Regions from separate parts of the Mus musculus genome. Here region 2 is linked to region 1. A link is a loop called in an ENCODE intact Hi-C map of the cell type or tissue named here. Cell type or tissue: left cerebral cortex. All regions are shown on one strand. Links, peaks and the distances in the headings refer to the core of each region. The heading gives the core; the rest is flanking DNA.

The links. A loop is a pair of places that touch in the nucleus more often than their neighbours do. Peaks named below come from ENCODE experiments on the same cell type or tissue, not always from the same donor. Only the 100,000 strongest peaks of a DNase experiment are listed, where the experiment ranks them.
Region 2: it touches region 1 in a loop (8-fold over the local background); 4 of 42 quality-filtered maps call a loop at or near these places.

Annotation. Positions count from the first base shown.
Region 1 is chr4:46,195,298-46,204,344 of GRCm38, forward strand. Xpa (xeroderma pigmentosum, complementation group A) reads right to left here and starts at 1,014. Exons shown (of 6, transcript NM_011728.2): 1 at 752-1,014. The coding sequence starts at 923. Gm31617 (a long non-coding RNA gene) reads left to right here and starts at 7,131. Exons shown (of 3, transcript XR_390536.3): 1 at 7,131-7,263. In left cerebral cortex, for the core only: no CTCF peak of the experiment used is centred there; a DNase peak (open chromatin) is centred at 1,023; H3K4me3 peaks cover 1,591 bases; H3K27ac peaks cover 1,714 bases.
Region 2 is chr4:46,645,330-46,654,376 of GRCm38, forward strand. It overlaps Tbc1d2 (TBC1 domain family, member 2), which reads right to left and starts at 4,870. Exons shown (of 13, transcript NM_198664.3): 1 at 4,340-4,870; 2 at 788-929. The coding sequence starts at 4,705. In left cerebral cortex, for the core only: a CTCF peak has its summit at 4,848; a DNase peak (open chromatin) is centred at 4,912; H3K4me3 peaks cover 2,061 bases; H3K27ac peaks cover 801 bases.

The DNA of each region.
Region 1 (9,047 bases), core at 1-2,500:
CATAAAATATACGCATTATTATTTATACCTGCTGCCAAAACAAGTACTTAACACACACACACATATGTGTGTGTATATATATATAAATATATACATACATATGTGTGTATATGTATATATGTATATACATACACACACACACACACACACACACACACACACACACATATATATATATATAGTGGAGTTGTGAAAGAGGGATTGAAAAGAAGTAAATTACTTTTGTAGAAATAACTCGGGTGAATTACTCCAAAGAGCAATACCAGCAGCCTAAAGCACAACGGACATTAAAACCGGAAAACAGCAAGACAGGGGCTACCCTAAAATGCCAAGTATAGCCAAAATGAACCCAGGGCAACATGCCACTCAGTAAAACAGGGTTACCAAGCCCTGCCCTTTCCATTTTCCAAGGTGTCCATAAGAATACAATAGAGTAACTCCCAAGTGCTAGGCTCTGCGAGTGTTATTCTACTTTGAGCCCTGGAAGGCGCGGCCCATGTAAAAGACTGGGTCAGGGTCAGTTCTGCTGGGTGCTGGCCTGGGAGACGGCGCAGGCTGAAAGCTCTGCACCATAGACGTGCCGGGCAAAGGGCACGACAGGGAAGGCCAGGGACCACAGAGACGCGGGCGTGCTCGGCTGTTCCCGCACACCGAGCCAGAGCGGGCGGCCAAGGCGCAGCGGGAAGGCCCGGGATGCGGTCACAAACCCGCGGGAGGGAGGCCCTACGCGCGCCCGTGGAGGGGACCCCACCTCCGGTGGCCGCCGCCGCGGGGTAGGGCCGCGCAGCCAGCCGAGCCTGGCGCAGCATCAGTGCCCGCTGTCGCTTCCGCTCCACGCTCGCGCGTACGGCGGCCGGCAGCTGCGCGGGCTCGTCCGCGGCCACGGGCTCAGGTGACGTCTGCTTTTCCTCGGCCGTCGCCATCGCCTACACACTCCGTAGGAAGGGAACGCGTATTGTTGGTGAACAGCGGAGCCACAAGTACCCGGCCCTACTCCATCACCAGGCAAGGAGAAGAGCTACGCATGCGCAGTCGAGGAGTCCTGGTGGAAAAGCCTATGAAGGGCGAGGCAGTACGCCTGCGCAGCCGAGGAGTGGTGGCGGAAGAGATGATAGTGCACTTGTTGACAAACAATCCGGACTAAGCGATGGGGGAGAATCAGGACTTTAAAGTCATCCCTGTGTTCCAGACCAGCCTGAGCTACATGAGACCCTGTCTCCAAAAGTAAAGAGAACATGGAAAAGAGCATTGGGAAAGAATGGCTGTGTGACAGCTAAAAAGCATGAGAAAACAGGAAGGCAACAGAGAAAAGTGGGACGTGGTATGAGCTCCAAACCCAGCTGCGGGCCATGGGTAGAGAGCCAAAGCCATAGCCACATGGAGAGCCAGACAGCCCCATGACAACAGACTGGCCATTCTATACACAAATGAAACCCTTGTTTTCATCCAGTGGGGGAAACGTGATGTGGCAGTGACTCCTCCTGTGTGAGCCATCTTTCCAAAGATGGCTTTGGAAAAGAAATGCACATTGTTACTCCCCGTGTTTTGGACCGATGTGCCAGGGGGCTTGTTCATAGCATAGCTGCTCCCGAAAACCAAAAGCTGGAATCTACCCAAATGTCCATCAACTTTTGAATGGCTAAACAATGCATAGTATTACCATACAATGAACTATTTTTCTTCAAACATGAGAAAAATGAAGCGCTGGTCCATGCTACGACATGACTGAACTTTGAAAATGTTACTCTAAGAGGAAAAAGCCATTCACAAATGCATATGTTTATGTGAAACTCACAGAATAAGCAAGCCCGCCATAACAGAAAGCAGTCCAGAGGTTCCTAGAGTTTGCAGCTAAGGAGTAACCAGGAGGAGATGCTCCTCTGTAGGTATGAGGCTGCCTCCTGAGGTGATGAGAATTCTAGAACTAGACACTCTTGATGATTGTGCAACTCTGTGGATGTATTTTCTGGCCAGAGCAGGGAATCTGAGCACCAGAATTATAAAGAACCCCACCTCCACCCCACCCCTGGGTAGCACCAAACCTTAAGTGGCAGCACCTGTGATGACCACCACAGTCTCTGCACATTTCTGGCTTGGTGGCTGAGGGAATGAGGTAACAGGATCTCCCCCAAAATAACCTCTGAGAGTGGCCAGTGCTCAGAATCCTCTCCCCCACAAAGCACCGAATCTGACAGGTTGCAGGGTGTGGCTCAGGTGCGTCCTGAGCCCCAGTGTTTTGAAACTCTTGGCAACTTGTTCTTCCTTTCCAGGTTAACTCCCTCTCCTTTGGCTCAGGGACTTTTTGTGATAGAGTTTCAGGTAACCAGGTCTGAACTGTGAGCTGGCGCCTCAGCTCAAAGCAGTCTCCCTCTTCAGAAAGGAAGAGTGCTCGCCCTCATCTGTACACTCCACTGGGTGACAAAGGCTACGGGTTTGCTCAGAGCAAAACACATGAGTCACTTGGTGGGGGTACAAAAGGAAAAAGGGCAGGGACAGCAAACCAGGGGCCCTGTCCTTGCCTCTTCCCATCCTGTCTCGAGGAAACCATGACTGTATCCACTTTCCCACATTATACCTCCTTCACCTCCCAGACTGACAGATCCTGACTAAACAAGGAAGCTGCGTAAAGGACAGAGAGCATTGAAACCCCAATGGAACTGAAGGAAAGTAGACTCTGAAAAAGGGAATCCAGGAAGATGGGGTAAGACACGGACAGAGGCCGTGCTCAGACTGTCTCTCTGTGTGCATGACTGGGCTGTTTTTCCTCTGATTCCCTGAGGTTTTGGCCCTTAAATGCAGTCACCTTGGCCATCACTGGCACCCACTCACAACAGAAGCATGTCTTTGAGCAGGTTTTCATGTCACTGAGAGCTCCCGGGCTGAGGACCCAGCACACAGCAATGAATTAGTCCTATTCTTCCTCTCCTGGAGCTTCCGGTCTAATCTGGTCTGGTCACATGACCACCTGTCACACTCTTATCTGAAAGGACTCTCTTCTCCACACCTTGAAGCTCTTTCTTGATATTTCAACTGGATATTCCTTCTTTGCTCTTCTGAAACTTATCCCTCGCCCTCAGCCCATCCCCCAACCAGCGCCATCCATCTTTAATGACCGATGGAGCTCTGAATGGGTACCAAATGCACTTGGGCTTAAGGCAGCATCCTCTGGCATCCGGGAACCAGGAGGGCTGGCCCAGAGTGGGCATCATCTGTCCAACTGTTGAACGTCCTTGCAGTCACCAGAAATCAATGAGGATACAACCCTGAGCAAATCGACAGATCCCTCCTCACACAGGCAATGTGTCCTAACTAGCTTTGCTCGGACCCAGTTCACGTGCTCTCCAATGTACCCATTTAAAGCAGTCTAGTCATGTTCAATATGGCACAGGTTGTACAAATGTCACCACAGCCCACTCTAGAACATTCTTTCTTGTCAGTTTAGAAACAAACCCCACAACCTTTAACAGTCACCTCACCCCTGCTGTGAGCATCCAGGTACTAGCATATGCTGTCTCTGTTGGATCCAGACGTGGGCATGGATTGCTGAAGCATGCGGAGACTCCGTGTCTAACATTCTAAAGAACTGCCGTGGGCTGGAGAGATGGCTCAGCAGTTAAGAGCACTGACTGCTCTTCCGAAGGTCCTGAGTTCAAATCCCAGCAACCACATGGTGGCTCACAACAACGAATAAAGCGATCTGGTGCCCTCTTCTGGTGTGCCTGAAGACAGATACAGTGTACTTAGATATAATAATAAATAAATTTTTAGACCAAAGCAAGCGGGGTCGAGGCAGAGTGAGCAGAGGTCCTGAATTCAAATCTCCAGCAACCACATGATAGCTCACAACCATCAGTACAGCTACAGTGTGCTCATATATGTAAAATAAATAAATCTTTTAAAACAAACAAACTCCTGCTGTGCTTTCCAAAGCAACTGTTGAGAATACTTACGGAGTCTGCAGCAGTTCTAGAGAATTCCCCTAGGGAGTGAGAAAGCCATTTGTGTGGCCAGAGTGCAGAGGAGAGAGCTAAGTGACCCTTATCTACCAAGAAAGTCTGGACGAGCCAATCCAAAAGATTACTGCTTTGGGTGTGACATCCATGGAGCAAAGGCACAGGGTGGGCTGGGGGTTCATTTTGTTCCCATTTGTCTGAACATTCATCTCACTTCAATAACTACCAGACCCAGGGATACAGGACAGGAGGGACAGATAGGGACACTTTCATATTCCATACTAGAAAGACACACTTGTACTCTGCCAGGTGGCAGAGAAGTCTCGACGTGTACTTATTAATACGTTAGCGTGAGCACGCTGTTAGCGCTTTGCTTGTTTGGGGCTCACACCTCTTCCTATCAATCCAGATGCCCCTGGAGAAGCCCAAAGTTCACACTGCCAGATACTAACTCAACCCCATGTTTCAAGAAGTGTCTGAGCCCAGGCATTCATAGGATGGAATTTCATAGAAAGCAAGCAAGGGATACAAAGGATGATAATGAGAGTCACGGACACCGCCTTCGGAGTGTGAATCCAGAGGGGCAAGACGGAGCTTTGGAATGACTGACAGACTTTCTTCCCACCCCTTCCCTATAAAGCTTCCTAGATGGAGATGAGATGGAAGGCAGGTGTTTGTCTGTTTGCTTGCTTGCTTGCTTTTTAAATTGGTAACCGGGGACCAAGGAGATGGCTCAGCAGGGAAAGGTGCCTGTTGCCAAGCTTGACAATTTGAATTTAATCCTTGTGACCCATGTGGTAGCAGAAAGTCACATGTGCCGTGGTACACGCATGCACAAATAAATTAGTAAATGCAATAAAGTTTAAGATGTAAATCTGCTACCTTCAGGAATTATCTGTTCTCTGCTTTATTTTATCTGTTCTCTGGATAAGCCATAACATCCTGATAGAGTTCTTGTCTCTGCTTGACCTTTGTGGCCACAGGCAGTGTGAGCTCCCAGACTCCCAGCCGTGATCACATTCAGAGTTGCCTCCAGCCACCACGATTCTCAGATGTTAGAGACAGAAGTGTCGATAGGGTGAGGGTCTGATCCACACGGACAAGAAGGCATCAAAGCTCCACCAGACTCCTATGCAGGGAGCTCGGCTCAAGCTGGCAGGAGCCTGTGTTAGACTTTCCGCCACCATGACAAAATACCTGGTATGGACAGTAAGGGGTGAGGGGCTTGGAATTACTTCTTTGGCTCCCAGTGTGGAAGGTTGCAGCCCGTCATGGTGGGAATGGCACAGTGGAGTGGAGCCGCTCGCTCCAACCAGATGTACTTTTAAAGGCACATCCCTGGTGACAAGCTTCCTTCAGCTGGGCCCTGTTTTGTCAAGTTCCCTCCCTCTGGGGATGAAGTGTTGAATGCATCCATCTATCTGAGACATTTCAGATTCAAACCATAGCAGACAGCTTAGGGAGGTTGGGCATTTATCTTTCAATCATTTAGAAATTCTTCGCTTCCTCACAAACTTGTATTCTGTTTTGTTTTATTTTGTTTTGTTTTGTTTTCCTTTTTATGTATCCTAGGCTGGCTTCAGATTTAACATCTAGCCAAGGATAGCCTCGAGCTTTAGCTCCTCCTACATCAACCTCCCAAGTCATGCGCCACCATGTCTGTTTTATGTGGTGCTAAGACTCAAACGTAGGGCTTCGGGCGTTTGTGACAAGCACTCTACGAACAGCCACATCCCCTGCCCCTCCCTTCACATTTTTAATTTAAAAATATTTCTAGCTCGGCGCGATGACTAACCACTGTAATCCCAGCACTTGGGAGGCTGAAGTAGGAGGATTACCATGCATTCCGGGTTGGCCTGGGTGACATAGCAAGATCCTGTACATTGTGCAATGACTAAATCAGTTAACATGCATGGGATCCACATACTTATTCATGGTCAGAATACTAGACTTCTACTCTAAATTCCCAGTGGGATTGCTGTATGACACTGCAGTTCTTTCAGCTTTATTTGTTTCCTATTTTATTATTTTTATTATTATTATGTTTGTGCACACACGTGTGGGAGCCAGAGGACAATTTTGGGGACTTGATTTTCCACCATAAGTTCTAGGGATCAAACTCAGGTTGCCAGTTTGCACACTGCTAGACCACCTCCCCAGCCTTCCGAACTTAGTTTTTGATGAAATGTCCTATTTCTCTCAAATCACACGACTCCTGTCTCTTGGGCTCTCTCTTTGATAAATACCTGATTTTCAAAAGTGAACTTGGCTTTGTTGATGCTGTGTGTTTGCGGCTTGGAGTGTGCTGGTTGGCGCATCTCCACCGAGCTCCATCCCTACCCCCACCCTCTTTCAGAACGTTTTCCTTTGAGACAAGATCTCGCTAAGTTGCTTAGACTGGCTTTGAACTTGCTGTCCTCCTGCCCCACCCTCCCAAGTAGCTAGGATTACAGGTGTGTGCCACCATGCCTGGCTATTGTTCTCGTTTCATAAAAAGAAATCTAGCATATGTTCAAGGTGAAATGGTACCTGCCAGTCACCCTCAGTCTAAGAGGACAATAAAGAGGGAGGCAGGCTTCGGTGACAGGCTGGAGCAGGCCCAAAGAGGCCAGGGCCTGCACTTTGTTAAAGAGGAGCTAAAAAACCCAGGGTTCTAATGTGAAACCTTCATTCTCTAATGGTTGACACCAAAGATAGGAAACATGTGCTATCTTGTACTTCTTCCCCAGCATCTCCACCATGGTCCTCTTAGCCCTGCTCACCAGCCCTGACCTGCACTGCTCAGCGGTTGATCCATGAGCATGGACTTGGCTGATCTGTGGCCTGAACATATCACCCTTGCAGCAGCAGACTCCCAGATATGCCTCATGATAGTTGAAGTATTTATAGAGCCTTAAAAGGAAAGGGCTACTTACTAGGAGGCGGGGGCATGGAATCCCATTAAACTCTGAGTCTTAACCAATCTCAGTGAGTTAGACAGGTTATGTCTTCTCCATAAGCCTCAATTTCTTTACCTATAAAATGCGGATGAAATTACCCACAAGTGTGTTCAAGGTCCTGGCAGTTATCGGCAATGGCTGTTGTCAGCAATAGCCAGTAGGGGGCACCAAACTAAACCAAACCAAACCCCACCTAGTGACCTCACTCCTAGTTGGCTGGGAAGTTATAAATTAAATTACACTTTGCACTGCACTTGGGAGCCATCATCTAACACAAGCAGATTAGGAGTGATACAAATCGCATCGTCAACGAGGAAAGCTCTGTACTTGGGCACTTGTTCTGGATGGAATTTGGGGGCTGTTTGACCTTGGTAATGACAATCTGTCTGAAATCTTCCTTTCTTGGAGGCCAAGATGGTGAGGCCAGGGTACCTCTACAGGAACCTTCTAGCTGTCTGTCACCAACGTTCTGGTAGAAATCAGTGCGGGACAGCATCCAGGTGCGGAGGTCCGGGAGGAGCGGGATCTAGCTGACTTCTGCACGCCCTGGCCCCAGGCTGCGTGGTGATTTGGTCCGGGTCCAGGGAAAGGCGCATCGGTTCATCCCAATCTCACAAAGGAGTGCTCTCAGAGACCTGGGTGGCGGCGTGTTTTCCTGCAGTAGCACGATGCTTTTCCAAACCTTTTGTGCAGGTTGCCGCTGCAGCCACAGAGACCACCCAGCCTGACAAAGAAAGGAATTCTTGTGTGCAGTTGACAGCCCTCAGGTTGACGGCTCTGCTTTTGCCCGGGAGGCTGTCACTCGCAGAACAATGGCAGCGAGCAGGGTGGCTCTCACCTGAGACGGGAGCTGCCGCCCGTGGAGGGGGAAATGCGGGTCTATGAGCTGCCAGAGAACCCGCCTGGCTCCAGAGGCTGCTCAGGGCTGGGGTGCTTTCAATCTGCTGAGCAGAAAGCAGAGAGTTGAGACCTTAATCCCCACTCACAACACAGACACAGACGCACATTATATATTAAATATGATGAATTATTGGTACTGAAACATAAATCTCTACAACATCGTTTTGGGTGAATGAAGTCTTTCATATTTAATAAGGTCTTAACTATATATATGCTCTCAATTGATGAATACATACAGCTTAATTCCCATTTCTGGAAATTTCTAAAGCTGTTGAAATTAAACTAGAATACCAAAGTTCAGGTGACCTGCTGTTGCCTGAGAAACAGGGAAGGCTGGCTGCAAAGGGATGTGGGGGGACTTCCCGGGAAACAGAACTGTTCTATGTCCTGCTTGAGTGACCACCAGTCTGTATATGCCCTTGTAAGACGACTTTCGACTGTTAGCTTTGCATTCCCTCATTTTACACTGTGGCAAATTTCACCTCAATATTACTGATTTTTAAAACTGATTTACAAACAAACTATGACTTTTCTTATTCAAAAAGAAGTTCAGCCATATAGGAGTTGTGTTGTTGTTGTTGTTGTTGTTGTTTTTAAATACCCTGGGACTCAAACCCTGGAAAGAAAAATCACAATAGAAGACAGCAAAAATGCAGATGGTTTACAAAAGGCAAGGGAAACTCAGCCATATTCTCATTGCCTGGAGGTTTACACAGCTATCATTTTATATTAACACCACTGCCCTTCTGTTTTCACAAAATAAATTGTTTTGTAATCTAATCTATTTATTTATGCATCAAGTTGAGAGCATAGATACACAGTTAAGACCGCATGAGGTACCAAATAAAATAAAATAAAATAAAAATTCTCCATGTCTCACCCCCGAGTCAGTCACTTTCATCATTGACTTATACATTATCCTAAAGAGGCTATGGATGAAGACACTATGCATATGGACATCACACATAAACATGCTATGCATAAAGATGGCGTGCATATGCGTGTGAGGCTCCCTTCGAGAGCACAAAATGCAGGCATTCTGTCCTCACAATCTGTGTCCATATCAGCTAACTTTCTATAACATGACAGCTTGTCTTCCCATGTCCTTAAAATATTTCTCCGATGTCGTTTTTTACCGTCTTTCGCCTGACACAGAGTGTAAATGAAAACACGCCAGGTCTACAGATCAGGCCCCCAGCACAGTTACACACTTCCTAGCCAGCACCGATGGCGAAGGGAGCGTTTCCAGTGTCCC
Region 2 (9,047 bases), core at 3,587-6,086, 450 kb after region 1:
TAATAAATAAATAAATCTTTAAAAAAAATTGTATTTAAAAAAAAAAAAAAAAGCCTTCACTCACAGCAAATCGTGATGGCACATGTTCATTATCCTACTGCTAAGGAGGCCAAACTGGACTAAAATCCAAGGGTAAGGGATGGTGGCTTAATGGCAGAGTGGTTAGCTAGCATTCATGAGATCCAGAATTCAACCCCTGATAAATACACACACACACACACACACAAACACACACACACACACAGAGAGAGAGAGAGAGAGAGAGAGATGAAACCTCACTTGCAGGCAATATAGGACAAAGAACTTTGTTCTCTGAAAACATCAGGGTTAATGTCATAACAGAGAATCACCACAGACGTGTGTAAGAAGCCAGCACTGCACTTTCTCACAAGTGAGCAGGTGTAACTTCCTGCGATGCCTTAGGGATGTTACAATGTTCTGGGTGCTGACCCTATGCAGGCATTGCTCTAAGCATCTGCGGCATATGGATTCAGCTAAGCCTCGGAAGAATGCTAAGACGGATCTAATTTTTTTCACCTCATTTGGAAGGGAAGGAATCTGCATCTCAGAGAGGCTTGGCAACTCGCCTGAAATCACCCATGACTGAGACCTGAACTCAAGCAGCCAGCCCAGGTTCCTGTCCTAACCCATCCTACATCCCATTCAACATCCCGTTCATTCCTGGTCCTGCTTCTTGGCAGAGAGCTCCTCCCACGCTCCCAGCAAGAGGGGGAAAGCCTGGCTATCAGATGCTTGGGTCTGTGGCTGGAGACCAGCCGGCTGGTACCTAGTTTGAGGTGCAGGGTGGGCCCATTCTCAGCCAGGGCGGCAGCAGGGGTGGCGGGAAGTGCAGGTGGGCTGTTGTGGAACTCCCAGCGCTTCATCTGCAGCTGCTGTAGCCAGTAGAGCATGGCCTGCTTGGTGGCAGCCTGAGAAGCACAAGCATTGGTTAGTAAGGTCCCAGGCCTTAGGGTAACACTAGGCCTGGCCTACAGAGCTCACGGAAGGTTCAGGAACTCTGTCCACTCTGTGTGTGTGTGTGTGTGTGTGTGTGTGTGTGTGTGTGTCTATATTCACTTCTCTAATGGCACTCAGACTGGAGAGATGGCTCAGCTCTTCCAGAGGTCCTGAGTTCAAATCCCAGCAACCACATGGTGGTTCACAACCATCTGTAATGGGATCTGATGCCCTCTTCTGGTGTGTCTGAAGACAGCTACAGTGTACTCACATACATAAAATAAATATGGCCGGAGCAGGGGCCTGGAGCAAGCGGGGCCAGAAACAAACAAACAAACAAACAAACAGAATCAGGCTCTGGTTTTCTCCTTAGGGACTCCTCAATGTCTCTGTGCCTCTGTTTCCTCAATTGCTTTGTGGTGATGTCAGTCACTACTTTCCCAACTGATGGACTAAACAGCTGTTTTTACATCTGTCAGCTTTCTGGATCTTGTAGGGAGAAGGCAGGAGTGACCAGCCTTTTCCCACAGATGGATATAAGTGGCCCAGGCCCCAGAAACTAGGTCTCTCAGTTGAAAACTGGAAGTTTATTTTAAATATACTTTTAAAAGTACAAGCCTTGGTGGGCTTAGATGATGGGTGGCTTGCTGGAGCAGACAGCCTCAAGGCTACGAAAGGGTGGCAAAGGCTACAGAGCAGCCAGGGCAAGCTCTCTCTTTCAGAGAGGTGTGACCTGCATAGGGAGAGAGATTGTCACCATGAGCTTCAGCTGTCAACATGACACAAACTAAGACTCACCTGGGAAACTGTGACTTAATCAAAGGATGGTCTAGATCATATTGCCCTGTAGCCATGTCTGTGAGGCATTTTCTTAGTTACTGATCCATGGAGGAGAGCTCAGCCCACTGTTGGCGGCGCCATACCCAGGCAGGCATGTCTAGGTCAGTGGTTCTCAACCTTCCTCATGCTGCGACTCTTTAACACAGTTTCTTATGCTGTGAGGACCTTTGACCATAAAATTATTTTTATTTTTTTTTTAAAGATTTATTTATTTATTATATGTAAGTTCACTGTAGCTGTCTTCAGACACTCCAGTAGAGGGCATCAGATCTCATTACAGATGGTTGTGAGCCACCATGTGGTTGCTGGGATTTGAACTCCGGACCTTTGGAAGAGCAGTCGGGTGCTCCTACCCACTGAGCCATCTCACCAGCCCTAAAATTATTTTAATAGCTACTTCGTAACTGTAATTTTGCTATTGTTATGAATCGTAATGTAAATGTCTGATAGGCAACCCCCAAAGAGGTTGCAACCAACAGACTGAGAACCACTGTACTCTCGGCTTACACAGAGGAGGCTGAGCAAGCCAGAGAAAGCAAGCCAGTAAGCAGGGTGCCACTATGGGCTCTGCCCCCAGGCTCCTGCTTGAGTTCCTGCCCCCCAGGGAAGGACTATGGTGTGTAAGGAAGCCTTGCCTTCCCCAGATTGCTTTTGGCCATGGTGTTTCTCAAGGAAACAAACTCAACTAGAACTCTCAAGTTCTATGGAGTCCCTTGGCCTGCTACTCAGATATCAATGAGACAGACTAATATCTACCAGTCTTTTCTGTCCGCACTCTGTTCCTCCGACACTTCCATTTCTCTTAGGCGTCACCACAACCCGATAGACCCCAGACAGACACAAGCACCTCGTTTTACTCCTGAACTCATTCGACATGTTCGACGGAGACCGACCCTGTGACGGGCAGGCCAGCACTCGAGAGGCAGCCCTTAGATCTAACCAGAGTTTACTTCAGATGGCACGGGTCTGGATGTTTTCTTCACCGTGAGGCCTCTTCTGTCTGCGCTATTGCAACCAGGCCACCTGCCAATTCCTATACCCTGCATCCACAGGCCTAACATCTCTGTCATCTGCATTTTCTCCAGGGCCACAGCTCCTGCTCAGCCACCATCCCCTCCTGGGCTCTCTGCTTACCAGCTTCTCCTTATCCCAATTTGCTCTCTGCCCAACAGCCAGGCTGAGCTCTCTGAGCACTCTAATCTCATTGTACTCTCTTAGCTTAAGGCTCTCAGACAGCTTCTACAGCCTAGAAACAAAGTCCAAGGCCCTGGCCTCACTCCCCAGTGTCACCCCCTTCACCTCCATCCTTTGGGCACCTATGTATGCCAGGCTCCTGTTGCTTGCCTGTGACTCGTACTTACACTATGTTTCCCACCTGTCTGCCTATGCTCTCTCAGCATCATCGTCTCTCTCCCATCACCACTTGTTTAAAGTGACGATGTCTTTCTGAAAAGCTCCCCTCCTCATTTGGAGGAGCCGATCCCTCTGTCACCACACTGTTACTGTCCAAACTCTTCGCAGAGTCTCCATGAGGCACTTACCCATGCCTGCCAGTTTCCCCATCACACCTCGAGCTGTTTGAGAATGCGGTGCAGAGTTGAGCAAGTCTGACTTGATCCACACCCCAAAGCCTAGCACAGAGCCAGGCATATGTATGGACTAACCAAAAAAATAAAAATAAATAAATAAATCATGTGCTGAGGGACCCTGACCAACAGCACTTGTCTTGTGGAAGGAACACAAGACCTAAGCCCACATGACCTCTAAAATGTCCTTTCTTGTTTAAAAATTGGATTCCAGCCTAGCCAACTGGCCACACTGCCAGGAAAGGAGAACTACACCTCCCGGCATCCTAGTATCTGAACAGCTGCAGGTTGAGGACATAGGGAGACAGAGACCAGGCAGTGGAAAGAAAGACCTTCATCCTTGCACTCCTCTGCCTAGAGAACTAACCTAAGCCCACATCCATCTTCCCAGACAGGTAACAGGACACTTCCCCTTAACATGATAGATAGGTTCTGACCTGTGGCTCCATCACTCCGTGTGTGCATACGTGTTTATTCAAAAGGCATTTACTAAGAACTCACTAGTTCAGGCATGCCTGGATGAACAATCTAGGCCCATCAGTGAACTTACATATTTTCCTTCCTAATCCCTACCCATGTCTGCATTCCCTCCCGTTGGCCAAAACACCAAGATATGAATCAGATCCTGGCCTCAGCGAGTGCAACCACAGTACCCTGACTGCTTCAATACCAGGTTTGATAACAGCACTGGAAGATTCCAAAAAGTGAGCCACAGCATTGTAAATGCCTGGGCTGGGCCATTCCCTTTTGTCTATGAATCAGTTTCTTAATGCATAAAAGGAGTCCCTCACCCTTGCCTGTGGGAAGGCAATAAGGAAATGGTGTGAAAGCTAAGTGGGACAGCTCCAGGCTCTGGGGCACTGACTGGATGGTGATCACCGTCCGGGTTAATTTGCGGTGGCCATGCATTGGCCCTGAAAACTAGCTCGAGCTGTAAAGTGCGGAGTTCCACTTACCTTGAGGGTAATAACCCGGCTGGGAGTCTTGATTTCAAAAGTGCCCTCCTCCTCAGCGTCCGCCTTACAGTCAAAGACCGCACTGGAGAGATCGATGCTGTCCAAGGGGTTTGCATCCTGCGCGGTGCGCGAATAATACAGGTGGCACTTCCTCTCATCGTAGAAGAACCAGCGGCATTTCCAGCCCTTGATGGGTCCTTTGCCGCCAAACTTACTTAAATACCCACAGAGTTTCTTAGGGACCGTGTCTAGAGGCCGGGCGCAGCCCTCCGAATCCCCGGGAGATACCACCTCGGGCTCCCTGGCCAAGCCCGGAGGCTGTGTGGACTCCGAGGAAGAGGGAGTGCGCTCGGGGGCGTCCTCCATCGCTGCTGGCCCGCTGCACAGGCCTGCGGCACTGGAATGCGGGAGGTCCGACGGGCACCTGGGAACCGGCGATACCTGGCTGGGGCGGAGCCGGTCCGGTCCAGCCCCTAGAAGAAGGCGGAGAGCACCCCTGCCGGCGCCGGAGAGAGCGCCTTAGACACTTGACAGCAAACTCAGCGCAGGACGGCAGGCCACGCCCCTGTCACGCGAGGACCGCCCCGGGTCCCGCCCACCAAGCCAACTTCCGGCTTTTCCTCCGCGCTGTCGGCCATGTTGCTTCGTTCGCCCGCGGCGCGTGCGGGCGCCTCTGTTTAAAAACAAGGCTTTTTCTTTCTCCGAGGCGCTTTAAGCGTGGGGAGGGATGCAGGAAGCCAGGCCAAGCTACGTGGCCGTGGGGTTCGCGTGGAGGCGCTGGAGCATGGCGTCCTCTCCAGCCGCCACTCTACGGGTGCCGCGCGAGTCACCGCGGGACGGCGCATCGCGCAGCCATTGGCCGAGCGCTCCGTTTCCGATCCTGAACCTAAAAGTTTGGAAGTTTTCCCAGTCACCTCCCGCGATCGCTCTGGTCGGACACCACCTCCTCCACCACCCCTGCCTCGGCTCGCATTTCACCTTACAGCCCCAGTCGCCTTACCTCGGGCGCCTTGTTGCACTGGCGGGAACGCGGAGCACCGCGAGGACAGAGCAGAGCTTTAAATAGCAGGGCTAGGATCCAACTGATTCCCTCAACCTCCTGCCTCAGTTTACCAAAGCGCCCCGAGGCGTGTTTCGCCACTAGATCGATACACCTTGTTCTGGTTCACCTCTCTTCTGGAGTCTCATCTTTCTTGCCGGTTACTTTGCCCGTCACCTCAACTCCCTTGTGCGATCCGTTTACAGGCAAGGGTTTTTTAGTGGAAGTATGGCAGTAGCGACCCTCTCTGAGTACCTGTATATTTTTAAGATTCTCTATCGTTGAGCGACTTTGCTAAGGTTTTCTCACATAAGGATGGGCAGGGCTCACACCTACCCTTCCCTCCACAACAAGAGAATTTATGGTGAAACTAAGGAGCCCTCCTAGACTTGGAGAGGCCACTGGGCGTTGGATTTTGTAGATGGGGAAGGTTACAAATCAGTATTGTCTACTAAATACCAGGCGCTCGCGCGGGGGCGGGGGGGTCTTTTTTATTGGAAACAGATTATTTTCTCATCCCAAATCAACATTGGCCATCGTACCTCTGTTGATAATTTTGCATTTTTAAGAAATCCTTCAGTACTTCCTTGATCCACACCTGTCTATCCTCAGAACTGTTTTTGATAGTATGCCCGAAGCTCCAAATACAGAAGGTAGAAAAGGGTGAGTCTTCATTAAATGTTGGCTGCAACTGAAAGTCAATAAACGACTTAAAAGCTGTAAGCCACCAAGAGGACAATAGGGTGTTTAGCAGAATTCACACCACTGAAAACTGGAAAATGCTACAATTAAATTATTGTTTAAGACAGGATCTCATACAGCACAGGCTGGGCTCAAGCTTGCTGTGTAGCCAAATATGACTTTGAATTTTGAACAGTCCTGCCATTGGCAGCAGAGCCAGACACAGCAGCTGTGAGTTCTCGCAAACCTTTAGGGACCACAACCCACATGAAACTGAATCCTCACCTGTATTGCAGAGACGAGCTTGCGGATGAACCAGTAAGAAGCAGATCGGAGTGTTTTAAAAAGGTGCCCAGGAGACCCTAGAGTATGAGTGTGGACTTCTCACAGTCTTACTTTAGGGACTTAGCTCTAGCCATATGTACTATTTTGGTGGCTTCAAGTGACATCTCAAAGGATTACTAAGAAATTTTATTTTGGACCTCCTTTCCAATAGTGAGAGACTGGCTCTGGAGGTACCTTGGCTGGAATTACAATATGATAAGATAAAGCCAGGATCAATTAGAGTTACACAAGACACTTAGAACATCTCTTACCCCAGAGGGGCTTTCTAGTAAGATTCCTAAAAAATTACAGGTTTACCAATAGGAAGAGAGAAAGGCCTGAAGCAGTTGTTCCTCATCTTGATATTCTCAGCAAGCAAGAGACTTCAACCAGACTCAGGAGTGAAAGGCTGCTTCCTGTAGCTGAATAATTTTCCCAGTTTTTTACCTTGCTACCCTCTTGAGCCCACTTCCGAACTGTTGAGATTATAGGAATGCACCTCCGTGCCTGGCTGCAATGGGCTTTCATACTGCTTTCAGACTTTACAAGAGTCAGTAGAAAGGAAATAAGTTCCAAGAATTCTGTGATAAGGCTGACTCTCGTAGAGAACATCCAATCTCTTATGTTCCAGGTCAGAAAGAGATTTTTTTGGTTTCCATAAAGAATCTGCAAATACCTTGACCACAATGACATAATGTGTGAAAATAATACAGACAAGTTAGTCTTGGGCTGTGTAGATGGCTGGGGTCAAGGTGCTTGCTGCTCAAGCTGATGACCTACCTGAGTTCTGTCCCTGGTCCCACACGGCAGAAGGAGAGAACAGACTCCAAAACGGTACCATCTGACCTTTGTGCAAGCACACACACACACACACACACACACACACAATGTAATTTTTAAATTAATGACAATTTCTTTCAAGCCTTAGGAATAAAATCAAATTCCCTGTGTAACTAGGTAAAGGAGGACATGGTGTTGTCGGGGTGCTCAGTGGATAAGTCGCTCACTGCAGCGTCTGACTGAGGTGACTTCAGTCCCTGACTCCCACAAGGTAAATGGAAAGAACTGACTCCTACAGCCCTCTCACTGACACACCCGAGCCATCCACGGGTGCACCCACATCCACATACCCTCCCACCATTTAAGTTTAAAGGGTACAAGTGGCCATTATAAGTAATTGGATAGGAGAGGGGAGAAGCCCCTAAAACACTGTTCTTACCAGGAATCCCCACTCAGGTAAGTCACAAGCGTTCATGGACTCCGCTATTAGAATTTTAGCACAATCACAATTGTGAGCTTTGGGAAGCTGTTCAATTTCTCTAGATTGTAGTATTTTTGATTTGCAAAGTAGATCTTTAAAAGTCAGAAAATCCTGGGGTTTTGGTTTTGTTTTGGAACAACATGGGTGAATTTGAATATTTTTCTAAGTGAAAGAAGCCAGGCTCAGAGGGCACATATAAATTAGTTAACTCATAGAGACCAAGCTCAGAACAGCTGTTGTCAGGGTTACAAAGGATGGATCTTAAGTGACCAATGAAGTCCAGAAATTAAAAAAACAAAAAAACAAAAACCCTTTTGCTCACCTAATTAACATTGCCGAATTAAAATGAAAACCTCATCCTAACACAGGGTTTCCCCTTATACTTTTATAAATTGCCATTTTCCTATGTGCAACATTTGTCTCATCTCTATCCAGGGGCAGCTCTTTGTCCTCCAGTACAAATAACCCTTACCCCTTTCCCTCACCTATTTTTTTCCCCTCTCCTTTGTTCTCTTCTTCTCCTTCATCCTCTGTCTCCAGTCTTTGTTTCATATTCCCTGCCATTTTCCCCTCTGGGACAAATAAATGTCCTGTGTGTTGAGGTTTGTGTCTTGGGGTGTGTTGAGCTGGTTTCGAGATTCCCTACACTGTTAATGTTTATGATATGCTAAGTTTATAAGTACTCTTCTCATGTTTATATTCCTGTAAATAAACACACCAGAGTGGGGGACATGGCTTTCTAGTTAGAAGCTATTGGCTTCTGTCTTAGTTAGGGTTTTGTTGCTGTGAACAGACACCATGACCAAGACAATTCTTATAAAGGACAACATATAATTGGTCTGGCTTACAGGTTCAGAGATTCAGTCCATCATTGAGGAGGAGCAGGGCAGCATCTAGGCAGGCATGGTGCAGGCAGACCTGAGAGTTCTACATCTTCTGAAGGCTGCTGGTGGAAGACTGACTTCCAGGCAGATAGGATGGGAATCTTTTTTTTTTCTTTTTTGGTTTTTCGAGACAAGGTTTCTCTGTGTAGCCCTGGCTATCCTGGGACTCACTTTGTAGACCAGGCTGGCCTCGAACTCAGAAATTCGCCTGCCTCTGCCTCCCAAGTGCTGGGATTAAAGGCGTTGCCACCACGCCTGGCAGGATGAGAATCTTAAAGCCCACACTCACAGTGATACACCTATTCCAACAAGGCCACATCCTGTCCAACAGGACCACACCTTGTAAAAGTGATACTCCCTGGGCTGAGTTTATAGAAACCATACAGCATCTTTGCTGCCCATCTTTATAGCCATAAAGACTACCAGTCACACAGTGATCCCAACTGTCTTCATGCCTGAGCCAGCCATCTGGGACACTCCGAGGACACCTTGAGACAGCTATGCACAAGGCTGCAGTTG